3 separate regions of the Homo sapiens genome follow, and all the other regions are linked to region 2. A link is a contact called in ENCODE Hi-C or POLR2A ChIA-PET data. All regions are on one chromosome and are shown on one strand. Each heading gives the region's core, a stretch centred on a gene start or an enhancer-like site at or near the end of the contact. The rest is flanking DNA. Distances are from core to core; before and after follow the strand shown. Region 1 holds the start of MTMR14 (myotubularin related protein 14). Region 2 holds the start of RAF1 (Raf-1 proto-oncogene, serine/threonine kinase). Region 3 holds the start of OXNAD1 (oxidoreductase NAD binding domain containing 1).

Region 1 (3,470 bases), core at 392-2,891, 3.0 Mb after region 2:
TGGGCAGCAGAGCGAGACCCTGTCTCAACACAAAAAACAAAAACAAACAAACAAAAAAGCCAGGCGCGGTGGCTCACGCCTGTATCCCAGCACTTTGGGAGGCTGAGGTAGGCGGATCACCTGAGCTCAGGAGTTCAAGACCAGCCTGGCCAACCTGGGGAAACTCCATCTCTACTAAAAACTACAATAATTAGCTGGGCGTGGTGGTGGGGTCCTGTAATCCCAGCTACTTGGGAAGTTGAGGCAGGGAGAATTGCTTGAACTGGGGAGGCGGAGGATGCAGTAAGCTGAGATTGCGCCACTGCACTCCAGCCTAGGCGACAAAGCGAGACTCCTTCTCAAAAGAAAAAAAAAAAAAAAGCAAATTCCAGGATCCCACCCCCAGAAATTCTGACTTGGTAGGACTGGGTGGGACTAAGGAATCTCTGTTTTCACAAAGTATCCCATAAGCACAAATTTTAAAAGTACCCCAGATGATCATTAAACAGGTGGTCCCCAGACTATACTTGGAAAAATTACTTGGCCATTTGGAGAGTGAGGAAGTCCAATCCTTACTGAAGTCTTCCCTGGGTTACTTCAGAGACTACAAGATGCCAACTACAGAATAGCAACTCACGGTAATCTCTGAGGTCAAATCAGAGTTCTGTGGTGCAGGATGGAACAGAATTCCACTGGAAAACTTGGTGCTAAAGCTGCCAAAACCACGTGGGGGAATGAGATGGCAGGGTCGGCAAGATTCCCACCGCACTGCCAGCCAGTGCTTAGGGTGGGGATGGCCTGAGCTGACAGGAAGCCCTCCAGGTCTGGCGATAAGACGACTGGGTGGAAATCCCAAAGGGAGCAAAAAGAGGAACGGAGACCTGCTTTAGATAAAGGAACTGAAAGGGAGTGTGGGTTGTCTTCCTGCTCTATAGGGGAAGGAAAGGGATGGGCCTAAGTCATGCTGAGACCTTATAAGGGGGCAGCACACTGGGTTCACCTCCTGGCTCCATTCTGACCTCTGACCCCGAGGAATCGTCTCCCTATTTTTCTTAGCTTTTTCTTGGGGCTTTTTCCCTGACACAACTCATCCTACGGCACCTGAAGCAGGGAATAGACCTTCCTTAGGTCCTCCTCTCTGATCTTTGAACCTGGCCCCTCAGCTTGATCTCTCACCTCCAGACCCCTTCTCAAACAAGAAGGACCTCTTTGCTGGGCTCATTCTGACCCCAGTTCCTCCTTTTATGGTTGTCAAGACCGACTCTTATACTCCGGATACAGACCCTGGAGAACTCCTCTCTCTCTCTCCTCTTCCTCAGCGGCGAGGTACCACTCCTACCTTTTTCTGACCCCTGGCCTCAGCCTTTCCTCTGTAACTTCCCAAGTTAGGAGCCTTCCCCAGCTCATCGCACCTCCAATCTCACCTTAGAGCCGCCGGTCCCGCTGCCATCCTTGGCCCGGTACTGAGTCCGGGAGAACTCCTCCAGCAGCTCCCCAAGCCCCAGCTCCTGAGGCGGCTGGTTGCCTGAAGAGGCCGAGGACCCCGCCGAGGCAGCGGCGGCGGCGGCCCGAGCGCCGGCCATGGCCCAGCCCCGCGTCCCCTCAGTGTGCCTCAAGCGGGCCCATGGCACCTGCCTGCACCCAACTCCGACACTAGAACCTCCGGAACCGCCTCAGCCACCGCCTTCTACTTCCACTTCCACTTCCGGCCCCGCCCCGTCCCGCCGGATGTTTACTCCGACTCTGGCCAATCGGAGCTCTGGACCCGCGCCCCGCCTACGATTACTGGCCCGCCCCCGGCGCAGAGCGATCCTTCTATCCACCAGGGAGGCCACTGGCTGATACCGCGTGATCCGCCCCAAGGGGTTTCCCCCGGGGAAGCCGGGCTCAACCATTGGGCTGCCGGGGGAGGGGGGTAGCAGGAAGGAACCATTGAAAAGAACCAGAGGAAAAGTGGAATCAACAATTACAGGGAAGCCGAGCGTGGTGGCTCACACCTGTCATCCCAGCACTTTGGGGGGCCGAGGCGGGCGGATCACTTGAGGCCAAGAGTTCGAGACCAGGCTGCCAAAATGGTGAAACCGCATCTCTACTAAAAATAAAAAAATTAGCCGGGCATGGTGACACCCACCTGTAATCCCAACTACTTGGGAGGCTGAGGCAGGAGAATCGCTTGAACCCATGAGGCTGAGGTTGCAATGAGCCGAAATCGAACCACTACACTCCAGCCTGGGTGACAGAGCAATACTCTGTCTTAAGAAAAAAAAAAAATTACAGGGCGAGGAGGAGAGAACGCTTGGAGGCAACAAATTAGTACTAGAAACCATAATGGCAGTGGTTACCAATATTAAAACATTTCAGCCGGCCGCGGTGTCTCACGCCTGTAATCCCAGCACTTTGGTAGGCCGAGGCAGGCGGATTATGAAGTGAGGCATTCGAGACCAGCCTGATCAACGCAGTGAAACCCCGTCTCTACTAAAAATACAAAAATTAGCCGCGCGTGGTGGCAGGTGCCTGTAATCCCAGCTACTCGGGAGGCTGAGGCAGGAGAATTGCTTGAACCCGGGAGGCGGAGAGTGAGCCGAGATCGCGCCACTGCACTCCAGCCTGGGTGACAGAATGAGACTCCGTCTCTAAAACAAAAACAAAAACACAACATTTCATAAAACCCTTTCTCCCCCTGCTGCTCACAACATCCCTGTGAGTACAGTGCATTATATCATCAGCCCTATTTTATTGAGGTAGAAACTGGGAGTCAGGGAGGTGAAGCGACTGCCTTGAAATTCTGTGATGAGAAGCCTCTCATTATTATTATTATTAGAATATTTCAGACATTCGCAAAAGTGGAGACAATAGTATAATGAACCCTCATGTACCCATTAACTGGTTTTGAACAATAATCAACATCTGCTTATCTATCCTGTTTAAGCAGTCCCTTCCCATCCAGGGAATTATTTTAAAGCAAATCCCAGACATCACATTATTTCAGCTGTGAATACTTAAGCATTTATCACAACAGATTTGTACTTCAAAAAAAAAATACATAAAAAATATAAGGCTATTAACATGCCTAAGAAAATTAACAATATTCCTTAATGTGGTCTAATACCCAGTCTGAATGAAAGTAATTCGTTTTTGTTAAACTTTTAATAGAAGTATGATATGTACACCAGCGCCCCGGAACCCTCCTCCTGACCACTTTCAGTCACTACCCACTCACCAACAACCACCCACCACCCTGCCCCCCCAACTCCTCCCACCCCCAGTTAATCACTATCCTGGCTTCTAGAGTTTTAATACGGTAGATTGGTTTTTAATTTAATTTAATTTTTTTTTTTTTTTTTTTTTTAGAAACGGTTTCACTCTTGTTGCCTAAGCTGGAGTACAGTGGCATGATCGTGGCTCACTGCAGCCTCCAACTACTGGCCTCAAGCAATCCTCCTGCCTCAGCCTCCCAAGTAGCTGTGACTACAGGCATGTGCCACCACACC
Region 2 (3,237 bases), core at 385-2,884:
TTTTAGTAGAGACGGGGTTTTACTGTGTTAGCCAGGATGGTCTCGATCTCCTGACTTCGTGATCTGCCCGCCTCGGCCTCCCAAAGTGCTGGGATTACATGTGTGAGCCACCGCACCCGGCCTATTTGTTTTGTATTTTTTAGCAGAGACAGGTTTCACCATGTTGGCCAGGCTGGTCTCAAACTCATGACCTCAAGTGATCTGCCCGCCTCGGCCTCCCAAAGTGCTGGGATTACAGGCGTGAGCCACCACGCCCAGCCATGTCTTTTTTTTTTTTTTTTTTGAGACAAGAGTTTCGCTCTTGTTGCCCAGGCTGGAGTGCAATGACGCGATTTCGGCTCACCGCAATCTCCGCCTCCTGGGTACAAGCAATTCTCCTGCCTTAGCCTCCCGAGTAGATGGGATGACAGGCATGCACCACCATGCCCAGCTAATTTGGTATTTTTATTTTTTTATATTTATTTATTTTTTCGAGACGGAGTCTCGCTCTGTCGCCCAGGCTGGAGTGTAATGGTGCGATCTGGGCTCACTGCAACCTCTGCCTCCCGGGTTCAAGCGATTCTCCTGTCTCAGCCTCCTGAGTAGCTGGGATTACAGGCGCCCGCCACCACGCCCGGCTAATTTTTGTATTTTTAGTAGAGACGGGGTTTCTCCATGTTGGTCAGGCTGGTCTCGAACTCCCGACCTCAGGTGATCCGCCTGCCTCGGCCTTCCAAAGTGCTGGGATTACAGGAGTAATCCCAAAAAAAGCGCCGGGCCCTTTTTTTGTTGTTTTTTAAATTCAGTAACTATCTAGTTCATTCTTGGATGGATGACAACCCAGATTGGATGTGTAGCAGCGTTCTCTTAACCAGTTTCCTATTAATCTTCATTTCATCCCCAGTGTTTCTCCAGAATGCAAATAATATGGCATTAAATATCTTCACACATAGCTTTTTGTGTATGTGTATACTTATTTCTCTAGAATTAGTGTCTAGAAGTGAAACTGCCGGGAGGAAGGATATATACTTTTAACATGTCCAAGTTCCACTGTGATAGCGCTGCGAGGGCACACAACAGGTTTCAATATACCTTGGACCAAACCGGATATTATCAGTTTTTTTAACTTGTTGCTAATGTGATGGGGGAAAAATGAACTCGGAATTTACACACAAGGAAAAGACCGTTTAAGGTTCAGGGACTGTCCACATAGCTGTCAAGTGGCGGAGCCGTGATTTGGTATTAAAGTGCCCGGAGAGGACGCGTCAAAGTTGGACACTGTGCCCTGTGTCCTGAGGCACGTCTGGTGATCGCTGGGCCTTGCAATGCTGGGCAGGCAGGCCTTCCTCTCCCCTTCTAGGCCTCTGGCCACTCCTGGCTGGCCGAAAGCCGGTTCTTCTCGATTACCGAGTGCCTCTCCTGAAAGCAAGTCAGCGTCGCCTAACCTCTTCAGCTTCGAAATGGCGGCCACCAGATCGCTAGGCCACGCCCCGGGGGCGGGGCCTGAGTTCAGGCCAGAGCGATGGATGCCCGAGCCAAGTTAGAAGTCGACTGCCAGTAGGGCTCGCGCAGAATCGGAGAGCCGGTGGCGTCGCAGGTCGGGAGGACGAGCACCGAGTCGAGGGCTCGCTCGTCTGGGCCGCCCGAGAGTCTTAATCGCGGGCGCTTGGGCCGCCATCTTAGATGGCGGGAGTAAGAGGAAAACGATTGTGAGGCGGGAACGGCTTTCTGCTGCCTTTTTTGGGCCCCGAAAAGGGTCAGCTGGCCGGGCTTTGGGGCGCGTGCCCTGAGGCGCGGAGCGCGTTTGCTACGATGCGGGGGCTGCTCGGGGCTCCGTCCCCTGGGCTGGGGACGCGCCGAATGTGACCGCCTCCCGCTCCCTCACCCGCCGCGGGGAGGAGGAGCGGGCGAGAAGCTGCCGCCGAACGACAGGACGTTGGGGCGGCCTGGCTCCCTCAGGTAGGTGGCAGGACCGGGTCGTGGATGCCGGGGGAGCCGGGCGGCGGGGCTGAGGGATCGGCTTCCAGGGCGACCGGGCCTGGGTGGCGCTGATGGAGCGGCCCCGCGGCTGCCGGGCAGAGGGCTTGGGCCAGGCCGTTGTCACCCTGGGGTAGCGTTGGGCGGGGGCCCCGGAGTCCGGTGTCATGGCCGGCGAGCCGAGTTCCCACATCCCACTCAAATTTCCTTGTGTTTGGCGGAAACGTGCCAACGCCACCCTTATGCCATGCGCATTCCTCATATTTGGCAGTGGGAAAATCCGCCCAGAGCTGCCCCATATCTGTTGTCACTTGGATGGGCCAATTCCTTTTCTCTTGGGCCGCCGAATGTGGGACCCGGGCTTGCACCCTTTCTCAGGGTACTTCAGTCAAGTGACACCCTTTTAGAGACGACGTGAGGAATCGGGTAAGAGAGGAGGAAACTGGCCAGTGCCCTACCACAAAGGCACAGGGGCCTCTTCTTGGGTATCAGGACTAGCCTTGGGTATCAGGACTCTGGGTTATTAATGAAAGGTTTGGGATACTTATAGAGGATTGGCCTCAGGACGCTTTGGAATGAAGAGCCAGGGCTGTCTTTTGTGTGACGCGAGAGCCGCCGGGACGCTTCAGCTCTGCAGCTGCTGAGGCTCTGCGAGCGAGTCGATGCCCAAGAGAGAGGGGTTTGGACGTCGTGAGAGGCGAGGCGGCCGTGTTCATTCATTGTTCTCGTTCTAGGGCTCTGGGTGTGCCCCTGGTATTCATTCTGTGGTGGGAAGAAGGAATGGAACTTAGTGTATCCTTGAGATGTGAACGGGTTCTAGGGGGTCACTTAATCTAAGTGGAAAATGAATTCAAGGCACGTTCATTGAGCGTTTCTGCTTGCCTGGTCCTCTGTGGGCTGAGTGGAGAGACTCTGCCCTCCCTGCGCTCCTAAGGCGTGAAAACAATGCAGTGTGATAAGAATTGGCTTATCAAGTGTTATGGGGATTTAGAACAGTTAGTTTTGCTTGGGGAGGAGTTGAGGAAGCTTCTACACTCGAGGAGACTTCTGAGTCGAGTTTTGAAACACCTGTGAGTAAGTGCTCATCGGGTGAGGAGGAGCTCAGGGAACAGCTGGTACAAAGGCTTAGAGCCATGTGGGAGTTGGGATGAGTTTGGGGAGCAGCAAATTGCCTGGGGTGCAGGAAGGAAATGGTGAGAGATGAGAGTAAAATAAAAGTTGCTAGAATTGTGAGGGGGCTGTCTTTGTTGTAGATAGTGAACTAGTTGAATTTGGATTATT
Region 3 (3,367 bases), core at 758-3,257, 3.6 Mb before region 2:
ACAGAGATGGCAGAAGTAGATGAACATGACATATATTTTGGAATTAGAGCCCCAAAACTTGCTGATACATTAGGCAGGGTGTGAGAGGACACTGACAGAGAAAAGCCAAGAATGCCTCAATAAGCATAAATGCACTGAAATTAAGTAAGTTCAAAGAACAATCATGACATCTGTCAATTTAGAATCTTAGGTGTCACTGAGGAAGAAAAAGGGCTCCTCTTGCTCCAACAGGCAAAGACACCTTAGTGGTAAACAAGTAGTATACACAGAGTATTTGACCGGAAATCAGCGGAACTGGGCTCAGGTGTGACTCCTTCCTGCTTTCTAATCTTCAGCAAGTCTCCTCTTGCCATTTTAACATTACCCACGCCACCTCACTGGATTACTGAGAGGAATAAATAAAATGTCTACCAAAGTACCTGGCAAGCAACAGTGTTACTAAAATCAATCCTAATACATTGACCCCTTCTCTTCCTTGTCAAACAACCTAGAGAGGTGGAGGTTTGGTATTGCCAATAAACAACTCCTTCTGGCCTGATATACAACAGCACTCATCAAATATAGTTTGCATTATACAATTATGACCTACTTCTTTTTTTTTTTTTTTTTTTTTTTTGAGACAGCGTCTAGCTCTGTCGCCCAGGCTGGAGTGCAGTGGCGTGATCTCAGCTCACTGCAATCTCTGCCTTCCAGGTTCAAGAGATTCTCCTGCCTCAGCCTCCTGAGTGGCTGGGATTACAGGCACACCACCACACCTGGCTAATTTGTGTATTTTTTAGTAAAGACGGGGCTTCATCATGTTGGTCAGGCTGGTCTCGTATTCCTGACCTCGTGATCCGCCCTTTTAGGAATAAATGTAAAGTTTAGTAGTCATTGTAATGTTTTCTTCAAAAGTGCACAGGGATATATTATGTATATGTGTTACGTAAATGTAAACTAAATGTTATATATCATTGCTGAACCAAGTAAAGCTCATAATTTCCGTGCAAAAGTGGAACATTACATCTAAAAAGGATCTTATATCATCTCTACTCCAATCCTTTCTTAGAAGAGGAAATAAGGCCCAAAGAATGTAAATATCCAGTTGCCAGAGGTAATCAACAACTCAAGATTCCGATCCCAGATCTTCTCTCGAAAGTGCTTTTTCACTACAATGCATTTCTTCTCTACTAAGATATTAAAATGCCTAGTAATTAAGTAAGACCCAATGTAATCGGTTTTACCAAAACAGGCACTAGCACTGCTTTCAAGACAAAAATGCCTTTTATCTGCATTTCGCTTCAAGGCATACATAGGCCTCACACTGATAAACCTGCCTACTGACACCATTTCTTTCACAACGAAAAAACTGGTACTCACATAAGTAATTTGTTCCTGGGCTTTGGAGACAGACAAGCTCTTCATTATTTCCCAGGTGTATGATTTTAGTCAAGATGCCCAACTCTCTGTACCTCAGTTTAAAGATTAATAAAATGGAATAACATGTAAACTCCTAGAGTTGACAATTCCACTTAGTGCAATAGCTGGCACATAACTTCCCAATAATAAAAGGTGATGTTATTACTATTACTAAAAATCATCGTCGTTAATAATGTTATAAGCCTGGCAAACAGAAGACTAGAACTCAATCCCTGCCTTCCAGGGCTTGGTCCTTTCAGCAACACAATTTAGGGTATTTTAAGGCGTCTGGGGTGAGGAAGAAGCGGAATGTACCTGCAGCCAGGAATTAACAAGCTGACCGTCGCCCTGGGCTCAAGGTCACTCGGTGAAGCGAAATTCTACGGGAACTGTTCGTCCGTCACCAGGAAGGGAGGTCGAGGAGGCTAAGCTGCTCTCGCCTCCCCACCCCGCCTTTCCCGAGGGCCGGGAGGCTGCTACCTAGCACCTGCTGCAGCCTTCAGCGGGCTATTTAAGGCGTTAAAGCAGACGATAAGAAGCAGGGAAACTTTCCCCGCTGGCACCTAGCTTGCAGACCCGGCCACGTTTAGTTGCAGGCGCCTGGAATACTCCGCGGTCCCAGACGTGACGTAGCAGCGCGGGCGAGCCCCACATTCTATTGGTCGCTGCCGCCCAATAGGAGGAGCGGTGCGCGACCCCGCTGAGCAAGCTTTCAGTCTTCCCAGTGTCTCCGCCCCTAGTTCAGCCATCTCCATGGTGACCGCTACCGGTTATCCATTTGGCCGCGCAGGGCGGAGTTGCGTCATTGCCTATGCGCCGGAAGGGCTAGTCCTTGCCCGGCGCGACCTGATGATGCCGAGCCCAGGCCGGTTCCGGCGAAGTTAAACCCTCGGAGCTGGCCTCGGACTGCTGGGGCGTTACCCCTTCGGCCACCCCCGCTGACCATGGCAGTGTTTCATGACGAGGTGGAAATCGAGGACTTCCAATATGACGAGGACTCGGAGACGTATTTCTATCCCTGCCCATGTGGAGATAACTTCTCCATCACCAAGGTAACTTCAGGGTCCCGCCCGGCGGTTCACCCAAGCAAGCGCAGTTTGGTTCCGCCCGTTCCTTCCATCATTGGGTAGCCTTTGCTGCGCTGTGTCACCCACGCCCTCTTTCCCGTTGCTGAATCTTCCTCCTCCCGCGTCCCCCCACCCCAACTAATGCCCTGAGCTCTCTCGGTAGGCACGCAGTTCTGGCCTTAGATTAGGTCAGGGAGAGGGTGGCGGAGAGCCTCTGTCTCTCTGCCCGATCCCTGCCTTAGGGTCCCAACCTGGGATATTTCTGTCGAGGAGGGGACTCGTTTTTTGTTTCCCAGGGCTTTTGGGGCGACCGAAGCTCGCCTGACCTTCCTAGGTGTTTCCCCTAAGTGACGCTTCTAGGGGAAAATGATGTCGGCATTTCTCGCTGAAGGCCCTGGGGTTCTCACCCACCTTGGGGGGAAGGCAAGCCACCAAGAGACTTGCATCTAGGGGTGGGATAGGTTTGGGGGAGGAGATGGCGAAGAGAAGCTATCCTGACCACATGGTATTTGATTTCGTTGTAGGAAGATTTGGAGAATGGGGAAGACGTGGCAACGTGTCCTAGCTGCTCTCTCATTATAAAAGTGATTTATGACAAAGTAAGGGATATAATTTTAAAACGGGGGAAGGGTATTGTAAGTCAGTGGCAAGGACTTAGATCAGCTTGTCAGTGATGAGTGCAGGAGAATGTTTCATTGTGCTAGGTAAAGTGCGGTATTTTTTTAGGCAGGTTTTAAACACCATTGATAAACAGCCGAATAGTAAATTAAAACGTTTAAAGTTCAGATTACGTAATTTATTTTAGCTTTAGAGATAAATCTAGCTTTAGTGAAAATTATTATTTATTAAATAGAAAGTATATAGATTATTTTAGTGGACAATTTTTTATATTTCTCTTCTAT

What was found. Hi-C counts contacts between places; a loop is a spot of excess contacts on that map. ChIA-PET counts read pairs that join two places held with the same protein, here RNA polymerase II (POLR2A). Pooled maps may share reads with other maps.
Region 1: a map of CD8-positive, alpha-beta T cell shows a loop between it and region 2 (17-fold over the local background). The contact joins the promoter of MTMR14 here to the promoter of RAF1 in region 2. A Hi-C loop is called at or near these places in 1 of 168 maps with a recorded cell type or tissue (CD8-positive, alpha-beta T cell) and 7 of 50 pooled maps. POLR2A ChIA-PET finds 5 or more read pairs at or near these places in 1 of 52 experiments (AG04450).
Region 3: a pooled map shows a loop between it and region 2 (9-fold over the local background). The contact joins the promoter of OXNAD1 here to the promoter of RAF1 in region 2. A Hi-C loop is called at or near these places in 6 of 50 pooled maps. POLR2A ChIA-PET finds 5 or more read pairs at or near these places in 2 of 52 experiments (T-cell and activated B cell).

The regions. Positions count from the first base shown.
Region 1 is chr3:9,647,676-9,651,145 of GRCh38, reverse strand. It overlaps MTMR14 (myotubularin related protein 14), which reads right to left and starts at 1,641. Exons shown (of 19, transcript NM_001077525.3): 1 at 1,404-1,641. The coding sequence starts at 1,562. RefSeq lists silencers at 1,477-1,576, 1,677-1,786 and enhancers at 1,658-1,827, 1,114-2,009, 1,817-2,046.
Region 2 is chr3:12,662,514-12,665,750 of GRCh38, reverse strand. It overlaps RAF1 (Raf-1 proto-oncogene, serine/threonine kinase), which reads left to right and starts at 1,634. Exons shown (of 17, transcript NM_002880.4): 1 at 1,634-1,938. RefSeq lists enhancers at 1,259-1,328, 1,369-1,718, 1,330-1,941, 1,942-2,552 and a silencer at 1,909-2,128.
Region 3 is chr3:16,263,852-16,267,218 of GRCh38, reverse strand. It overlaps OXNAD1 (oxidoreductase NAD binding domain containing 1), which reads right to left and starts at 2,007. Exons shown (of 9, transcript NM_138381.5): 1 at 1,714-2,007. DPH3 (diphthamide biosynthesis 3) reads left to right here and starts at 2,276. Exons shown (of 3, transcript NM_206831.3): 1 at 2,276-2,450; 2 at 2,990-3,064. The coding sequence starts at 2,343. RefSeq lists an enhancer at 2,135-2,444.